Regions from separate parts of the Homo sapiens genome. Here regions 2 and 3 are each linked to region 1. Evidence: chromatin loops called from intact Hi-C (ENCODE). Cell type or tissue: PC-9. All regions are shown on one strand.

Region 1 (4,000 bases):
GAAGTGGGAGTAGCAAGAGACAAGGAAAGAGCCTTGTAGGCTTTTTATGTTGAGTTTACCACTTCTACTGTTACCGTTGCTACTATTATCATTTATATATTGTTTTAAGGGGAAAATGAAGTGAGAGAAGACTTTATTTGAAAATGACATGATCCAGTTTACCTTTACAAGAAGATTATGGTGGCTGCTCCTCTTAAAAGTACAGTTCTACAGAGGAAACCTCTGCAGTACTTGTTTTCATACATCACATTACCTCTAAATGCATATAAGCGTGTTCAACCCAATATTCATTCCTGTAATAAAAGAATGGAACTCCTAAAGAATGCTGATCTATACTCTGAACAAACAGGGACTGTAGGGGCTTTTCATGTATTTTGGTTATCCACTCCTTCCTGTTTCCTGGAGGACGTAATTTAATTATTGTTTTGAGTAATCACAAATGACAAGCAGGGTGTAACTGAAAATCACGTGTAAAGCATGCTCTGATTTTGTTGAGGCTGTTCTATGGTACTTAGTTTCTTTTTTTTTTCCCTTATGCCCTCAAGGTTGTGTCCAGTGTATGGATCCATGCCTTTTGTTATAGACCTCAGTAAATTCACCGTATGACATATTAGTCAAACAACACATCAAAACTAGCACATGCAATAAAGAAAAGCGGAGAGAACATAAACAGAGCAAATTAAGCCACAGCAGCATCCTAAGACCTATCCAAAACAGTTATTTTATGCTTATTTTGATACATATTATATTTTAGCGTGAATATACAGGATTTTCATTTGTTTGCACCTGAATACTGTATAGTTAATAACAATGAAATAACACTGGAAAGCTACTTTTTTCTCTTGCGCCTCTAACTGTGAACAGCACCACATTTATGTGTTACATGCATGTGTATACAAGAATATAGAAACTAGCCAAAAACCATCTCATTAAATCCATTTGATTTATTTGGTATGTTAGCCAGATTTCCTGAGCAATTCTCCAGAGGTGGAAAGAAACTCCAAAATGATAGACCACCTAGTTGAAGAAGATGGTATGAATTATATTGATGTTGTATTAAATAAAATTAACAATTTATATTAATAACTGATTGTCATGGTTTTAAAATATTAATTGAGGGAGCTAGGATAATTTGCTTTAAATGCTATTTTCTCTATTTTTTTCTTTGTGTATTTCACATATCTTCATCTTTTTAATTATTTATATTCTTGAAATACAGGAACCTGTTGAAATATTACTCTTCCTAAAGGAACCAGATGGTTAATCTGTAAAAATGGTCTTTTGCATCTTGTCCGCTTAGAAATGAGGTCATTGCTTACAAGTTCTGGACAACCATTATACTAAGCTTACAAAATAAAAACAGAAACCAGCCACCACCAATTTTTGGGCATGTATTCATAAAGTCAAGTCTTAGCCTTTAACTCAGGAAATTTTTTGATTTTACACATAAAGTAAATATGTTTAGAAGGAAAATCCGTACAAAAAGTTGACAAAGTTGTTTTTGTATGTAGATTATAGTTAACCTTCAACAATTGATTTTGAAGAATGTTGTATACTAAATTGCTTATGCTATTTAAATTGAGATGTAGCTTCAGAACTCAGTCATTTCACTTCATGTCATTAATTTTTTTTCTCCAGTTATAGGATACATGATGTTTGCAAAGCATCATTTTGTGCTTATGTTATCCCTAATAATTGAGTTTGGAAATGTATTTTATGTCAAGTATTTGTGTGTAGTATAATTTTACTTTACAATGCCACAGAGTAGGTTATTCTGTTGTTCTAGTAGCTTTAGCTAAACAATGGTTCCAAGGTTTTGGTGGTTCTGGGAACACTGAATCAAATATACCACTTTGAGCTTATAACCACAGTACATTATCGTGTTATCTTGTTACTGGAAAACTTCTTTCCAAGGCCTACAACTTGTGTTAAAAAAAGTTTACCTTTCTCTCTTACGTTGGCACTGTATACCTTAAATGACTATTCAGTATATGAGGGTAAAAAAAAGTCTATACAGCTTGATCCGTCATTGAAGATCTTCTGCAGTCTACACCGACGTTTTTTGTCACAATGTTATTGCTGTTGTGGCTCAACATGTCTTGAAACGATTAGTCTTCTACCTCTTTTGCACTCTATTCTACTGGATTGCATGCCTTCTCTATTTGTCAATTTTATGTTATAAGGCTTAGTTGATTACTCTTTCCATGAACTTGTCCCCAGTCTTTTTTTTTTTAGTTATTGGATCTCCTAAATTACTCATCAATTGTTGTGTCATTCTACATATCCTGCTTATTATTTATCCATTTGCGCATGTCTTTCACCGTCTCTTATCACTGATCCCTCACACAGTGCTGTGGAGATGGAAGGAGTCAGATAAATAGTTGTGGTTAAAGATGAGAGCATGATGAACCAGCAAGCTTCTGGAGTACCTCTCTACCGGGCCAACAGCCAAATATGTTGCTGGAGATAAAGAGGTCGCCTCTGGGCCATCCATCAATCATCGGAACAGTTGAGAAGAGTTTAAAACACAAAACTCAAGAAGTTCGAACTGATTTTCTAACCAGAAGAAAAAACTATGTTCACAAAAGGAGGCAAGAGAAGGTGCTGGTAGCAGATGTTGCAGAGATTAGATGAGCTGGAGTTAGCAACAGTGATGAAATTGGTGGTGAGCAGCCTTCTGTCAGGAAAGAAAGACAGTGTTGCAGAAATGAGCACTGCAGAGGGGACCTTCTAGTGGAGTGAAGAAAATAAGCCATAAGCAATATTTTTAAAATGTATTCTGTAGACTCTACCGTAAGATTCTATATTACATATTTGAATCTATTTTTCTATATTGTCTAGAAATGTACTGTTTAAAAAATATTATATGGTATATACTTAGTTCTGAAACAAGTCACATGATCGAGTTTTTGTTCAAAATGTAATTTATCCTTAGTATTTTTAAAATATTTTGAACCTCTAAGCTAAACAATGTATATTCAACAGGCTCCTCATAAGTCATAATGGGAAAGTTGTATGAGAGGGAAATTTTATGTATAAATATTGCAAGTATATTTCTCATACAAGAGGAGTATACATTAATGAAAAATAGTTTGCTTATTACATAGGGTTTGATGGCAGTTTTCAGGTTGAACAAATATTGGGATGGTGTCTGAATATTCTTTAAAAGACTATTGCATGATTTTCTTGGGATTACATGTGAAAGGACTCTTCGGTAAGCTATTCATACAAATTATAGCTGATTTTAATTTTCTTTATTTTCTATCATTTTGTAAAAACTAGGTGGAAAATGGAGGTTGTTGAGAACCTTTTTAATATTTCTTATCTAGACATTTGTCTAGATAATATTTCTTATCTAGACAATTGTCACATTTGCAGTACAATATCAATCATGTCATTTAAGTGATTGTCATTTTCTCATCACATGATTTTAATATGGAAACAGGCTGCAATTATACTTCTATATACAGTTGTCCCTCAATTTATATGGGGGTTCCAGGACCTACCTTTCTGCTCTACAAATACCACAATTTATGGGTGCTCTAATCCGTTACATAAAATGAAATAACGTTTACATATAACCTATATACATCTTCCTGTATATGTTAAATCATCTTTAGATTACATACAGTCCCTAATACAATATAAATGCTATATAGTTACACTGTATTTTTATAAATTTGTATTTTTATTGTTTAGTTTTGTTTTTCAAATGTTTTTGACCCACGCTCGAATCCTTAACTGTGGAACCAACAGATTCTGGAGGCAGACTGTACATTTAGACAGAATCTTTATTACTTAGGAAAAATAAAAACTTTATGCATTTAAATTAAATTACGTTGTAAACTTAGCAAGAATTTGAGGGAAAAAAGTTGAATTAATGAATTGTTTAATTTTAGTCATTTATGTTTGCCATACCAATATATGTAATAAAGATAAAGGCAATGGCTTTGGCTCAGTAAGGTTGCAGTTTTCTTTCATTTGCTAGATGAGGACACAC
Region 2 (4,000 bases), 50 kb before region 1:
CATATAAGGTTAATAATTCGTGTGTTAGGGAAATATTTTAATTTCTTCTTTTGTTGTCTCACTTTTGATGAGTTTATCAAATAAGTTATGATAGGGTAAAGCATTTTAGGGAGATTCTTAGCTTTTAATAGTTTGATATGAAGGTCAGTAGAAATGTCTAAAAAGACAGTTATAGGGTTACTGATAACATTGTTTCCTGTATTACTTCTTTCCCCCAATTATTTGGACTCTGAAAAAGAATTATCTAGGCAGTGTTTGATAGATATGGGTGGTGTTGCCTCTAAGTTTGTAATGGATTTTTGGTTAGGTGGGGCTAGAAAAATTTGAATAAACTGATAAGCTTATTTTTTTCCCCACTGATAGGCATTTGAAAACTTCTCGTGAATATAATTGTCTCTGCCCATTTAAATAATTTTACTCAAAGAAGAAATCTTATCCTTAGCCAGATCATTCATACTGTTTCTGGAAGAGTGATGGTTGTAGCTATATTATCAGCCTCATATGGACTTAGTCTGAAATTGTTTATTTACTCATAAAATGACTGATATGAGAACAAAGCTGCTTGGATAACTGTCTCTCATGAAATCCCAAAATACATTGCATAATTCAAACAATGTAAATATATGCAAAATGCTTAAGTTTGAGTTTTAGGTGATAAATCGGATGCAGGTGTTCATTGTTTACCTAGTTGTAAGATTGTCTATTTTGTTTCTACTTGAAACATTGTGAGCATGGGGCTATAACTGCAGAGTGAGAAACCTGTGCATGCATACCTTTGATTTAGTTTTACTCTAATGTATATATTGTTCTTGGTTGGGCAAACTTCCCAGGCTGCCTAGCAGAAATAATACTGTGAATGATGTTAAGGCTGGAAGGATAGGTAATCAGATTATCTGTAGCCGTGGACCATTATGTGGTTACCATAAAACAACGGTTTCTAACTTTTTTTTGTTATAAAACCTCTGAAAGTTGTAGAATCCCTTCTCAGAAAAATAATTGCATTATATATACATTATTTTTTCAGAAGTTTTCCAGTCCCTCTGAGTCATATTCATTTACCTCATGTTAATAACCCTGCCATATTCTCATACATTGTTTATGCAAACATAAATTGAAACCACTTTTATGGAAGACAATTTGGAATATTTATCTAATTAGAATGCACATTATCTTGTTTCTCTCTTGTTTCTGGGTAGAGATAGCAAACTGAGCAGTTACCTAATTTTGCTCATAACTCAAACCTCATTAAAGCTACTAGAAAGGGATTAAAAATGACAAATCCTCAAAAGAATAGGAGAGGTGACAATGACAAATGAAGAATAGCTGGAAAACAAGTGAATTAGTACTAACAGATGCAGCTTGGAGAAGGCCAAATTACAAGCAAATAGTTGGGGCAAGCTAGGAATTAAAACTGTTTGCTGTAGAATTCTCAAAGTCCAGGACCTAGCAGCACCAGGTACCTCTGGAACGGAATGAAGGGGGACAAAATAAGGAGGGTTGGCTGAAAACTGTTTAAGCAGTCTGATCTCTAAATCTCCTTTCCTAATCTATGACCACCCTAGCAGAGGCAGGTGGTGATGAAGTTCTCTGTCTATACCGGGAGAACATAGGATGCTGTAGAAGGACTGAGTGTGTTGCCAGAAACAGTGACTAACAACCATATGCCTACTGACTGCCGAATAGGAAAGCCCATGGCTGCTTCTCCCACTCAGCCAGCTGCTATCTTCGTGGCTTGGCTTTTTTTTCCAGACTGGAGACTAGAAGAATTTTCTTTGGGCAGTCTGTCCAGTGTAGGAAGAAAGACCTAAAAATACTAACCTCAGAGGTACCCATAAACACCTTAACCCAATCACTCTACAGAAAGCTATTGGAGAATTTGTTCTAACCCTCCAAAATCAGAGTTGCAAAATGAGTCGATCAAGGAAGCAGACTGCACGGGATACAGAAGCTAGGGGATCCATGTTGGGAGAGAGATGAAGACTCTTTCCAAGACGGTGATGTAGGGAGTTCCTAGGATGATGGCTGAATGACTGGCAGAGAAGACAACAAGTCTGTTGGAAAAGATCAGAGGACTTCAAGGGTGACCTTTTCAGGAATATAAAATTGGTGCAATACCTTGTGTCTGAACATCTTGAGAGTAGATTTAAATGAATAGCTAAGTGTTTGGCATTGAATGAGTCATAAGCATACAGAAAACCACATAAAACAAAAGATAAGCTATAATTCCAGGGCAACAGAGTTGTATAGGAAACAAATTTTAATAATATATGACTCAGCTATGAGTTGTGTTTACATAGCCACTGATTTAAACACTCAATACTGATTTAACCAAAATTATGATATTGAAAGGGTGGGGAATGGGAAGTGTTAGGGTATATTGAGATGAAGTTGGGAAGAAGGACAAAAGTCTTCTGTGGATGATAGCCAAGATGGAAAAGTCGAGAGACAGCATCACAAGAATGTAATTTAGAGATACAGAATGAAAGGTAAATTATTAGTCTCAATTCTTCAGTCCTCAGCAATAGTATTCTACTTTTGTGCCCTTGCAGTGGCCTCCTGGTGAATTAAGTTTGTTTCCCTTCTCCTTGATTTGCTTGCCTGACTTGCTTTGGAAGTGAGATTTTTACCAGATGTGATTGATATAGGTGGAGGGCCAAATGTGTGCTTGTGCTGTTGGACTTGCCCTCTTTTGCTACTTTTATTGCCTTAAGGAAGGCATGGTCTGGTTGGTTGCTGCCCCTCCAGTCTGAGCTGCAGAGTAAACCCAAGGAGCAGAGCTCTCACAGCCCTGTAGCTTGGAGCAGAGTTACCTCAGCCATGATACAACTGTGTGAGTGAGAAGTGAAAATTTATTGCTACATGCCACTGAGGTTTTTTTGTACATATTTGTTACTCAGCAAAAATTGTTACATATGGAGAAAAATATAAGAATAGTTAAATATGAACAATGATTGCCTACAGGGAGGACAAAGTGGAGTGAAGGGAGTGGGTTGGACTTTTTTTCATAACTGACCTTGTAGAGATATTTGGGTCTTTAAACCATGTGCATGTGTGACTGATAAAAGCATAAGCTAAAAGTTAAGATAGTAAAACAGATTACGTGATTTTGAGATTAGGGTTTGTAAAGAAGATCTAATGGATGGACAAGAGAGTTGGGGTGCTACTAATAAAATTATTCATGCCATTAACCATAGTCTCCTTGTTGATAAGAGTAGTCTAAGAAAATAGGTTTTCTAACCAAGAGCAATTGGAGGTTTCACGGGGTTGGATGCCTCAGTGAGGTAAAAGGGCTAGGTTAGGAGAAAGTAAGAGAGATGACGGATGGAGCTTCCAGTTAGAGACTGTGTTGACAATGAAAATTCCAGAGGAGCCATGAGAGAAGTAAAGCCAAGTTTCCAGGTTGATTACATAAACCAGTTGTTCAAGTGAAGACAAGGGTCATCTCACAATTGTTAGAATGATTATTATCAAAAAGACTAGAGAAATAACAAATGTTGGTGAGGGTATGGACAAAAGAGAACTTTGATACTCTGTTGGTGGGGATATAAATTGGTATAGCCATTAAAGCAAGCAATGCAGAGGTTCCTCAAACAATTGAAAATAGAACTCACATATAATTTAGCAATTTCACTTCTGGATGTGTCCCAAGGAAATGAAATAAGCACCTCACTCCCATATTCATTGAAACATCATTGATGCATTGTTCACAGTAGTCGAGATATGGAAAAAACCCTGTGTCCATTGATGAATAGATAGAATGTGATCACATGTGCACCCACTGGAATGTTACTTAGCCACAAAAGAAATAAATCCCACTATTTTTAACAACATGAATGAATCTACCCTTTTTCTAAATGGACATTAGATATAAGAAAAAGCAGAAGGAGAAGATGATGCATATTGTCAGAGCAACCCTCAATCTCCCTGCAGAGAAAGTAGAATGCCTCTACACAACCATCAGATGTTACTGATTAGCATCTGGTAACATTTAAACCTCAAT
Region 3 (4,000 bases), 190 kb after region 1:
GTATGTGCTGGTGAAACCAATGAAGACTGATAATGTACATAAGATTATTATCAGTGCTATCTCTGTGAGCTCTGAAGTTGTTGGGATTTCCTCAGGCAATGAATGATGAGATACAGTTGGATAGTGAAAGTGGAAGATGAAAACATGGAAGCAAGCACTTTCTTGATGGACAAGAGATGCATGTAGCCATTTGTGCCTCAGCACCACAGCAAGACATGAAAGAGAGTTGAAATCTTTTTATCCTTACAGGAGAAAGAAAGGTTCAGAGAAGTGCCTAGGAATGAGAAGGTATAACGTCTTTCTTTGTCTTGGGATTCTCTTAATCACATATGTTACCAATGTTTGGTCAGCAGGAAAATTTTGGGGTGAATGGTGCCTAGTTTGATGAGAGGCCAGAGTGGAGCCAGGTTGTTTTCCCTTATCTGAAACATTGGAATCATTTAACAATGTCTTCACAGCTGAGATGTATTATGCAAATTAATTCTCTACTTAGGATGCTACCAAATAATCTGAACAGTTGTTAAAACATCTGGGTCTGTTTAGCAGCATTGATGAAGCCTGGCTTGTCAAATGCATTTTTTTCTTTCGATTTAATCTTAATTAATCCTTGCAGGATCTCTACGAGGTAGGTCTGTATCAACCTTTTGATATGACAGTTGCAAAAAGGCAGATGCAGAGATTAAGAACTCGTGATCGCTGGGCACACTGGAAGCCAAACTGGAATTCTAACATTTCTAACATAGGACAATTTTGGACCAATAATAGTCCATCTACTTTGAATAATTTTTTAGGGAATTGGATCACATATAGGAAGGACTGTTCTTAAGGATTAAAAAGCTCGATTTAAATCTATATCCAGAATTTTACCTGGATGCATTCACTTATTTTCCATTTTGCAAAATTGCAGTTAAGCCCAGAGGCAAAAGCTTCAACAAGACAATCGCAGAGATGGTTGTGACTCGAGTTGGAGACATGATTTGGGATTCTAGATAGAGGCCAATTTTGTAAGAATTTCCACTAGTCTGCAGACTGTAATAATTGTGTTATTTGGATAAGGTTTGGCAAAGCAACTAGTAAGATTAACTGAATGAGTTTTCTGGAGCTTTGCCATTTGGCGCTATCCATTATGTTCTTTGTTCTACCTCATTATAAAATGGGCTATTGAAACTGAAATTGGTTGGTTTATTGGTATGTCAGGTTTTTATTTCCTTTTTTTTCCTTTCCTATTCTTCACATCTGAGCTCTTAATTTGGTTGAAAGCAAGCTCTTCAGCCTAAGTGGATAAAAAACATCCCTTTGAGGATGAGGAAATAGACGATAAAATCTGTGTTCCTAATTTTCTTCAATAGTTCGGAGGATTTTTTTTTCATCCTGTGTGTGTTTTTAAGACCTTGTTAAGTTCATAGTTCTTTTTTCTTTTATTGTTTGAATAGAGCACCATTCTCTTTAATCCCACCTGAGTTTCAAAAATGTATTATTGAACTGCCCAGTTCAGGAATTCAGTTGCCTGTTTTACTGAATGGAGGTATGTATGACCCGATGGTAAAAGAATGTTATTCAAAGACATTTCCGCCTGTTTGTTTCTTGGATCAGTTACTATTCACATAAATCTGGAAAGAAGCCAAAATATGTAAACAAATTAAGAGTTTGAGGATCCCAGTGGGAATATCTATAAGTTCTGCTATAATACAGGAATTTAAGATAAATGAAGATAAATGCAGTATGTTATAATAAGATAGCCAGGAGAAGCAACTATAGACCAATTATTCTTGGCTCTGGTTTGGGAATCTTAATGAATATTAAAAGATTTGGGTTAATCATGGGGTTATGCATAATGTTACTCCTTCCCAAGCCTATATATGTTGCCTAAAGAGAATTTCATTTTCATTTTACTAGCTTTTAATTGTTGCTTAATATCAAACAACTATTCAACTTAGAAGCTATATTCTCAAACCCTATTACATATTTAAAATATGCAAATTATTTTTATCATTAATCTCTTTATATATTACATAAATCAATGAATACAGTAAAGTGTAGTTTGAAAGACTGGAGATTTTCCTCCAAGAGCTTTTTTGATGCACTGTCTTCTTGAAACTGTCAGTCTCAGCCTGTGAACGAAAAGCTGTGTTAGAAGAGATACAAAGTAATGTGGTGTTCTCTGGTCGTTTTATTACCTTTGACCCAGGGCTACAACTTAAATGTAAAACTCCCTCTTAAAAAAGATAGCACAAAAATTTAATTTTACCAGTATGACATGTCGATTAATTTTCGTGTGAGTGTAGAGAAGGAAAAGTGTATTTTTTTGGTAAACATTTTCTAGAAAGAGTTGGAAAACAATTTTATTGTGAGTTTGTGCTTTGTATGCATATACAATAACTTCTAGAGACTGGGTGTCACTGATTTGGCAAAGCAGGAAAACAGTCAATGAATATTTCTAGTGCATATGTATACATAAGAAATACGTGTTTATACCTAATAATTATACATACACAATTAACGATACTCATTGGCAATGCAGGTTAAACACATTTTTTTTTTTGAGACGGAATCTCGCTCTGTCCCCTAGGCTGGAGTGCAGTGGCGCGATCTCGGCTCACTGCAAGCTCCGCCTCCCAGGTTGATGCCATTCTCCTGCCTAAGCCTCCTGAGTAGCTGGGACTACAGGCGCCCGCCACCACGCCCGGCTAATTTTTTTTTGTATTTTTTAGTGGAGACGGGGTTTCACCGTGTTAGCCAGGATGGTCTCGATCTCCTGACCTCGTGATCTGCCCCCCTCGGCCTCACAAAGTGCTGGGATTACAGGCGTGAGCCACTGTGCCCGGCGGTTAAACACATTTTTAAAGCAATGGCATGTCTTTTATGTTGGCAGCCTCATGACTTAAAAAGCCTATGACATAAAAATGAGATTACACTTTCATTTTTTTAACCCAAATTATTATAACATCAGCCCATATTATTACTGCTAGAAACTAACCTGACTCACAGTATTCTTAGCAATTTCATGAATGCTCTAGAATAAGCCCCTCGATTTCTTATACCTTTAATTTTTCATCTTGTCACCATGCTGTTACCCCTGATGCTGATGATCCTCATGAGAAAGCCACTCTACCTGGCACTGCTGCCTCCAGTCTTAACTATCCCTGTGCATCCCACCAAGAGGAAGACTTTCCTTGCATCGAAGGTATCAGTTTGGGATGCTCTTCCAGCTCGATCTCAGATGCATGCAATGAAGGAGGTAGAAGCTAGACTTTCCCTGAAACTTCAATAACCTTTCTGAACAACATAAACATGTACTACAATCAGAAGCAAAGGTGGCTTTGCCACTCATATCAGGCCTGTCTCCACCTGCCTATCAGTAACACTTCAGATCCCTGGATGTTAGACCCCAGCTACTCCTGAACCAGAGGGCAAGCAATGGCTACCCCATCCAAAGGATGTGCCTTATTGGTTATATGAAGATTAGATACTCCTAGAATGGGTGATACTACTATCATCCATTCTCTTCAAGAAAAATGCTCGTGTCCAACAAGTGAAACACAAAATAGTGTGGATATTGATACATTTCCCTGAGTCTGGATTGTTTTAGCCACAGTCAACTGTAACATTGTAATTTTAGAAAATGATTTTTTTCAAAAATATGTTTAACTGGGAGAAATATTTTGTGACTTGAATAAATTCATACGACTTCACCAAGGAACACAAGCATGGGCAACATATGTAAAATACAGACTCTGCTTTTTTCTTTATAAAACCTCTGTGATCTTTATTATGGTAAAAAAAGTATCTTGGAGACAAATGAGTTATTTAACCATAATTACCAGTAAGTTGTGTCTTACTTTTTACCAAATAATTTTCACATTATCTGATGTAACTTTCTTGAGAACTTACAGTTACCCATATATTACAGAAAAGCCTGAGCCTCATGGAAGCCAAGTGAAGATCCTGAAATTACATGGCTAGTAAGTTGCATGGCCAGTACCCAAAGCCCCTATTTTTT

Evidence for each region. A loop is a pair of places that touch in the nucleus more often than their neighbours do. Peaks named below come from ENCODE experiments on the same cell type or tissue, not always from the same donor. Only the 100,000 strongest peaks of a DNase experiment are listed, where the experiment ranks them.
Region 2: it touches region 1 in a loop (6-fold over the local background); 2 of 110 quality-filtered maps call a loop at or near these places.
Region 3: it touches region 1 in a loop (11-fold over the local background); 3 of 110 quality-filtered maps call a loop at or near these places.

The regions. Positions count from the first base shown.
Region 1 is chr7:16,267,534-16,271,533 of GRCh38, reverse strand. All of the region lies in intron 6 of CRPPA (CDP-L-ribitol pyrophosphorylase A), which reads left to right. It overlaps CRPPA-AS1 (CRPPA antisense RNA 1), which reads right to left. Exons shown (of 5, transcript NR_038947.1): 5 at 930-2,677. Among named protein-coding and RNA genes, the nearest start is that of CRPPA-AS1, 59 kb to the right of the region's middle. In PC-9, no CTCF peak of the experiment used is centred here; a DNase peak (open chromatin) is centred at 2,353; H3K4me3 peaks cover 586 bases; H3K27ac peaks cover 1,057 bases.
Region 2 is chr7:16,317,396-16,321,395 of GRCh38, reverse strand. The region is part of intron 3 of CRPPA (CDP-L-ribitol pyrophosphorylase A); the gene reads left to right. Among named protein-coding and RNA genes, the nearest start is that of CRPPA, 100 kb to the left of the region's middle. In PC-9, no CTCF peak of the experiment used is centred here; DNase peaks (open chromatin) are centred at 2,195 and 2,645; H3K4me3 peaks cover 537 bases; H3K27ac peaks cover 1,849 bases.
Region 3 is chr7:16,081,671-16,085,670 of GRCh38, reverse strand. No RefSeq gene overlaps it. Among named protein-coding and RNA genes, the nearest start is that of CRPPA-AS1, 130 kb to the left of the region's middle. In PC-9, no CTCF peak of the experiment used is centred here; a DNase peak (open chromatin) is centred at 1,530; H3K27ac peaks cover 579 bases.